2 separate regions of the Mus musculus genome follow, and region 1 is linked to region 2. The links are chromatin contacts, found by Hi-C or POLR2A ChIA-PET in ENCODE. All regions are on one chromosome and are shown on one strand. The core of a region is the stretch at or near the end of the contact, and the rest is flanking DNA. Distances in the headings are between cores, read along the strand shown.

Region 1 (3,274 bases), core at 506-3,005, 89 kb after region 2:
AAGGATGAAGGGATGATGTACATTAGTCTTTAAAATTGCACAAAGCTGCTCAAAATTTGTTTTCCATGAGCACCATGTTATTCAGTCTTCACGATTCTCTGTCAAGTAGTCAAGATCCATGACGGATCAGTTCCAGGACCCTAAAGGTACTAAATCCAAGTATGGCCTGGTAAAGCATTTGCCTAGCCTAAGAGCTACCCTGGATAAAGTCCCTCGGTGACATCCATGCACACACAAAGCAATCCTAGGGCGCTCATTCCTCTTTTAGACTAGTATAATATTTGTATAGAAACTATGCTCCTGTGTATTTTAAAATAGGACTGTTTTTTTAGTCAGGTTCTTAAGTGGCCTCGGCCAGCCCTTAACTCATCTTCTTACTGCCACCACCTGCCAACAGACATGCTCTTCCAGTTAGGATGAGTGAGGGTATTTAGATTAATTATAATACTTAAAACTATGCAAATGTTATGTAAATGTTACGATGGAGATTAAAATAATGACCAAAGTGGGAAAGGTCTGTACGTGATCGATACAGATACAATATGATTCCCCAGACATTTTCGGTTGGCCTTTTAACCTATGGGGATCCCCGAGTTTGGACTCTACCCCAACTCCTCAAAATCAAATTCCTTAAAGCCGTAACCTGCCCCCAGGCTGCATGGACTCAGGCAACGGGTGTGTTAGTGTCCCGGCTAGAAATCAAATCTCAAAACTCCCCAAAATTCGCTTGCAAAGATATAAACACGAAGATTTGAAGGCATCAAACACCACGTATGTCAACAGTAAAAAAATAAACTGAATTGTAAAAAAGTTTTTAGATGACCTAAATATCTCTACTCAGGACATTTTGTTTCCTACACTGTACGGAACTTTCCAAAACCCAGAAGACAACGATATTCACATGTGTAGCTAGCAGGGGCTTGGTGCCACTGTCCCGATGCTCACTCACCCCTCGATCCTGAGGAAATCAGGCATCCTGTTAGTGTGAGACGAAGAACCACTCCATTACAAGATCTCCTCCGACCCAGGAAGCCAAGGAGTCAGGGCTGAAAGGCAGCTCTGCAGCTTCACCCGAGTCCTTCGTGAAAACGCAGCCTTCCCACCGGTTACTGTGCCCTCCTCACCCGAGGCCCAGGCTACGGCTGCCTTCCCCCAGCCGAGCCCGCCCGGCGGCTCGCTCTCGGGGACCCAGGCCAGAGGAGGCGCAGGCGCGGAAAGCGGCCTGCGGGCGGGCGGACCGGGGCATTCCCCGCTCTCGCTGGGCTGGGCCGGCGCCCGGCGGCTCGCTTTCACTCCCGGGACAGAATGGGGACACAGGGCTTGGGCACGGCCTTCCGTTGGGCCCCAGGAAGTATCTAGAGTGCCTCGGGGGGAGCTTGAGGTTTCCAAGGGGACGTGGGGGAAAGCGCCCCCATGTCTGTCAGCGGGCTCCCTGCCCCGCCGCAGCCCCGGCGCTCTCGGCGGCCTTCCCTCGCAACGCCCTCCCGACACAAACACACACACACACACACACCCATACCGTGCGCCGCAGCCTCGCGTGGCGGGGTGGGAGAAAAGGTGGCGGCTTCCTTCCGGGCCGGAAGTCGTGCTCCGGAGAAACGCTTCCCTCCCACCGGAGACTCCCACAGAGCGGGCTCGCCGGTCGCCGTGGAAGCTGACGGGTGCAGGAAGGAAGGCGGCGCTCTCCCGAGAGACAAGCGGGACGGCCTGCGGAGGAGCCAGTCCGGACCCGGAGAAGAGAACCGGAACTGGATATAGAGACACAGCTCTACTTTGCGCTCTCCGGACCCAGTTAGATGGTGTACCGGGACTGGTTACCATGGTAACCGGAGTCGCAGTTTGTCGGCAAACTGAGAGAAGACGTGCGCGTTTCCCCCACGTTTGGATTAAGTGTGTATTCGTTGTTGATTTAATCTAACTTTAATATATAATTTGAAGACTCTAAACCTCTTTTTAAAAATATTGGGAACTTTCTCTTTTGCAGAAGGAGGGTGATTGAAGGAGGGCGGAATCTTTGACTATTGCTCTCACATAATGTTCCAGCTTTAAATATTAGTGTTCTTAATCCTTATCTTTTTTTTAAAGATTCATTTATTTATTATATACAGTGTTCTGCATATATAGCTCTATGTCAGAAGAGGCGCCAGATCTCATTATAGAATTGTGAGCTACCATGTGGTTGCTGGGATTTGAACTCAGGACCTCTAAAAGAGCAGTCAGTGCTCCTAACCGCTGAGCCATCTCTCCAGCCCCCTCATCTTTATTTTGAGTATATACACTGCTTGCTCAAGGCAACATAGATGTCTGAAGTTTGCAAGAACGTAAGCATACTGGCTCCAGTGCGCCTACTTTTAACTACTATACTGTCTGTCTATGTATCTGTCTCCCCCGACCCCAGTCTCTCTACCCGTCTTTCTTTCACGCACACACACACACCCCTACCTCACAATTCCAGGTCTGGAAGGCACCAAGTCAGCCAATATCCAACTATTGGAACAAAAGTCCTTTCTGTTCCCTCTGTATTTATGAAGACCAGACGGAAGTACAGGTACAACGTAGGAATTTAGGAAGTGGTTCTACTCACAGACTGTAGGAAAGCCAAGATAAAGCAGTATGGGTGTGCAATCTTTTAGTTAAGACCCGCAGCACACTTGCAAAAGCCTTCCTCCTTCCCTGAAAGAAGAAACAGGGCAGTAAATACCTTACATGCCTTTTCTCAAGTCCTGTCTCTCTGCAGGTTCCAAAGGCCTGTCTCATCACCATCATGACGGTGTCCTCAAAGGGTCTTCTTACCCACATTTCCCAGTTCTGGAATATGCTCGATGATTTGGCTGAAAATGACCCCGAGCGCTACCGGAACTTCATTCAGCAGGAGTTGAAAGATGGCAAACAGCTCTGTGTCAACCCAGAACCTCAACTCTGCATACAGACCAAGATCCTAGTATGTAGAACTGATGCAAGGAAGGAGAGGTCTTCAGTAAAACTACTCTGGGTTAGCCAGGGGATACAGTAGCCTTTTCTAGCGCTACTTTAACACAAGAGAAGTTTACTAAAACTCTCTGAACAGAAAATGAAACCACATGGAAGATTTCACTGAAGGAGTAAAAATAAGAAATTCATACTTGGTATTTTAGAAATCCCCTAATGCAACTTTATTGTCCTGATAGGTGGAAAATAGTGCTATAATTAATTAAGGTTTTTTAAATGTATTTTATATGTGTGTGGGTTCAAGAGAGTGCATGTGCAAGGACAGAGGATGACTGGGGAGCAGGCT
Region 2 (3,179 bases), core at 451-2,950:
GGAGAAAGATAGAGGTCAGCCCGAAGTTCAGACGTCCAGAAAACTCTACAATTTCATGTCACTGTAGATGATCAACTGGTTAGATCGCTTGCATATCATGATCCCCGTTTCTATCAAGAACCAACACTCCACTCTCTAATTAAACTAGATTACCACATAAATCATCCAAGACCTTCATCTCAACCCACTTAGTCCACAGTAAGATGTCAACAACTCTGCCCATAGTCAGCACTGTCTCTCCTGCCCTCTCTCTGTCGAGGTCTCCTCTATCCCTGGCTGGCCTCAAACTCACTAGGTAACTTAGCACGACTTCCAACTTCTGACCCTCTTGCCTCCACCTCCCAAGTCCTGAGATCTATGTAAGCAGGCACTGTGTAGTCAAGCACTCTACCTACTGTGCTACATCCCGGCTCCACCTTCCAATTCAACAAGCCCTGAGTATTAGCTATGGGATAAGAGATGAAGCAAGGAGCAGTGATAAGCACGAAGACATACATATCCTCCAGCGGCTTAAAAACGTCATTCCTCCTGACAAATAATGACCTCAGGCTCTTCTTTTCACAATCTTGCCCTCCTCTGCCTCAGCAGTTGCCTAGTGGAAACCTTACCAATGTGTTCCAGGACACTCAAGTCAGGTGAAACTTTAAACTTACTACACATGGCTGTCATTCCAGACAGAAAACAATTAGCTTAATGAATCTGTATCAGTCAACTTATCTGTGCATCCTTACTAACCTTGTGTGTAAGCTTCCTATTATAAAAATCCCTTTTGAGAGGCCGGAAGGATGGCTTAGCAGTTAAGAGTGCTTACTGCTACTGCAGAAGACCAGGGTTCAGGTCCCAGCCCACCCACGTGACAGCTCAGAAGCCTGTAACTCCAGTTTCAAGGAATCCTCTTTTGGCTTCCACAGACTCTTTCGTGCAAGCTGTGCACACAGCACACAAGCACACACAAACACAACTTTTTATTTAAATTCTTTAAACTCTTTCTTATCCCCTTCACTCTCTCCTACTGCGCACTTAGAGCAGTACAGCTCACAAGACTTTTGAAGAAAATTCTCACTGTACCCAACTTGACCACACGGAGGGGTGGGGGTAGAGGGATGACAAGTGTCAGCTGTTCCCTATGACAACCCTGTTGTTAGAAAAGGCCGTTCTCTGATGATGACATGCAGATCCAAAGAGCAAACCTTCAAGTGAGTAACGAAGCTCCCTTTGAAACCAACTCTCAGGTGCGGTCTTGTTTCTCTGGGATTCAATTCCCGACTGTGTTGCTCCTTTGGAAAGTATCAAGGCTGGTTTTACTTTTTTGGTAAAAGGGGGATGAAAACTACCTTGGGTTGCACCCGGTAGCCCATGCTCCTGTCATTGTACCTCTGGATGTGGGCAACCTCTGGAGGGAAACTCTCCAGAGTGGATCCTCCGGGATCGGAGCTATACCGCCCTCTCCCGGGTGAGTGCCGGTAGTGCAGCTCCGCACCTTCACCATTTCCTCTTCGGCCCGCCCCAGCTCGGCTCTAACCCACGCGCGTGGCCACGCCCCCCAGGGACATAGCGGGACAAGACCCGCGCGTGCGGTGACACACGTGGGCACACCCCACCTGTGCAGCCGGTGGCTCGCGCTGAAGGACACGAGGCGCGACAGTCGCGCGCGGCGACGAAGGTCACCCGCCGCGCTCATGGTCTTCGGACCGAAGACTCACAAGCTAGCGGTTCCGGCTTCCGGGACCGAGGCCAGTCCCGCCCCCGCGGCTGCGCAGTGCAAACTCGGCCCTCCCTGCCGAAAGCACTCCTGGGAGTGGTTTCGACTCGCGGCACCCTTCGGCCGACTTGGAGGCAAACACTAGCGCCCCCTGCTGTTCAGTCTTCGCTAGGCAGTCAGAAATACCTGGGGCCAGTGGGTGGGTGAGAAGCCAGAGGCCTGGATTTTTAAATTGCCAGGTTAGTTTGTGTCTTCTTCTTTCGCTTCATTTTTGACAGTCCTGGGTTTGACAAATCCAATGTCTGGGTGCCCTTATCAGATGTTCTCCAGCCCGGTACCACATTGAAAGTGTCCTTAACCAAAAAGAAACCCCAGCTAAGGATGGCAATGCACTGTCATTAGAGTTACCCTGCAGGCTGAAGCTGGGGCATTGATTTTAGGAGTCCCGATCTGTTCTAGGCAACATAGTAAAACACTAGCTTAAGTGGAAAATAAAGGAAAATTTTGACATCTCAATATCCAAGTGAGAGAATGTCATACAAAGAGACTTCCTCAAACCAGAGACAGCCAGAAAACAGATTCACCGTTCAGAGCCCTCAGAAGGAATACGCTGTTCCTGGTTTTAGATTCCTGGCTTTCAGAGTTTTTGAAATGGAAAGGTATTCCAGTGTAATCCCAACCGCTCTTGTGCAACATTTGCTGGTTCTGTGTTTAGATATTTGTCTCAGAAGGTTAGCTTCTATTAAATGTTGTCAGTCAGAGATGGCATATATCAGTGATCCCAGCACTGAGGCTGAAGCAGGAGGGTGACAAGCTCAAGGTCCGTCTCAAAAGGATAAAATCCTATACATAATTCAAATGGACACCTTTGGCAAGGCAGCCCCCACATCACCCATCCATTAATTAAATTTTAAAAACTAAATTAAAAAAAATGTTTACCCAAGTATCTTTGGCTGTCCTGGAACTTGGTCTGTAGACCAGACTGGCTTGGAACTCACCTGCCTCTGCCCCTCTGCCTCACAAATGCTCGGATTAAGGGCCTGCATTACCACCACAGTTAAGACCTTAATCCCAGATGCTTTAAGTATTAGACACATGTACTTCAGAACAACAAAATGGTCCCTGTTATCTGAAAATTCAGTTTAATGGGGGCAGTCCAACAAATAATATGTCAAGTGAAAAATTACCATTTCTGTGTCAGAGAGTAAAAGAAAGCTTCCAAGAGCAAATTAGTCTGAGATGGGTTTTAAGGAGTCCAACAGATGGGTAAATAGAAAATCCCAAGAGGAAAGAGTTTAAGCAAAGGAAATGTGGAAACGTAGCTTGCTTAATGCACAGTGACAAATTCTTGGCTACCTTGGGGTGCATGCAAAACGGAGGAGAGTGTATTGGAAATATTGACTGAAGACCAAGTAGTGGAAGAATTGTAAATGTCTTTCTACATATAACGGAAAAGAGACCCTGCCTTTCCCCTCCC

What was found. Hi-C counts contacts between places; a loop is a spot of excess contacts on that map. ChIA-PET counts read pairs that join two places held with the same protein, here RNA polymerase II (POLR2A).
Region 1: POLR2A ChIA-PET joins it to region 2 with 12 read pairs in Patski. The contact joins the promoter of Nkapd1 here to the promoter of Pts in region 2. A Hi-C loop is called at or near these places in 1 of 37 maps with a recorded cell type or tissue (T-helper 2 cell). POLR2A ChIA-PET finds 5 or more read pairs at or near these places in 3 of 5 experiments (Patski and embryonic stem cell).

What each region holds. Positions count from the first base shown.
Region 1 is chr9:50,615,709-50,618,982 of GRCm38, forward strand. It overlaps Nkapd1 (NKAP domain containing 1), which reads right to left and starts at 1,756. Exons shown (of 6, transcript NM_212449.2): 1 at 1,520-1,756. It overlaps Pih1d2 (PIH1 domain containing 2), which reads left to right and starts at 1,613. Exons shown (of 6, transcript NM_028300.2): 1 at 1,613-1,890; 2 at 2,738-2,941. The coding sequence starts at 2,765.
Region 2 is chr9:50,526,956-50,530,134 of GRCm38, forward strand. Pts (6-pyruvoyl-tetrahydropterin synthase) reads right to left here and starts at 1,701. Exons shown (of 6, transcript NM_011220.3): 1 at 1,602-1,701. The coding sequence starts at 1,681.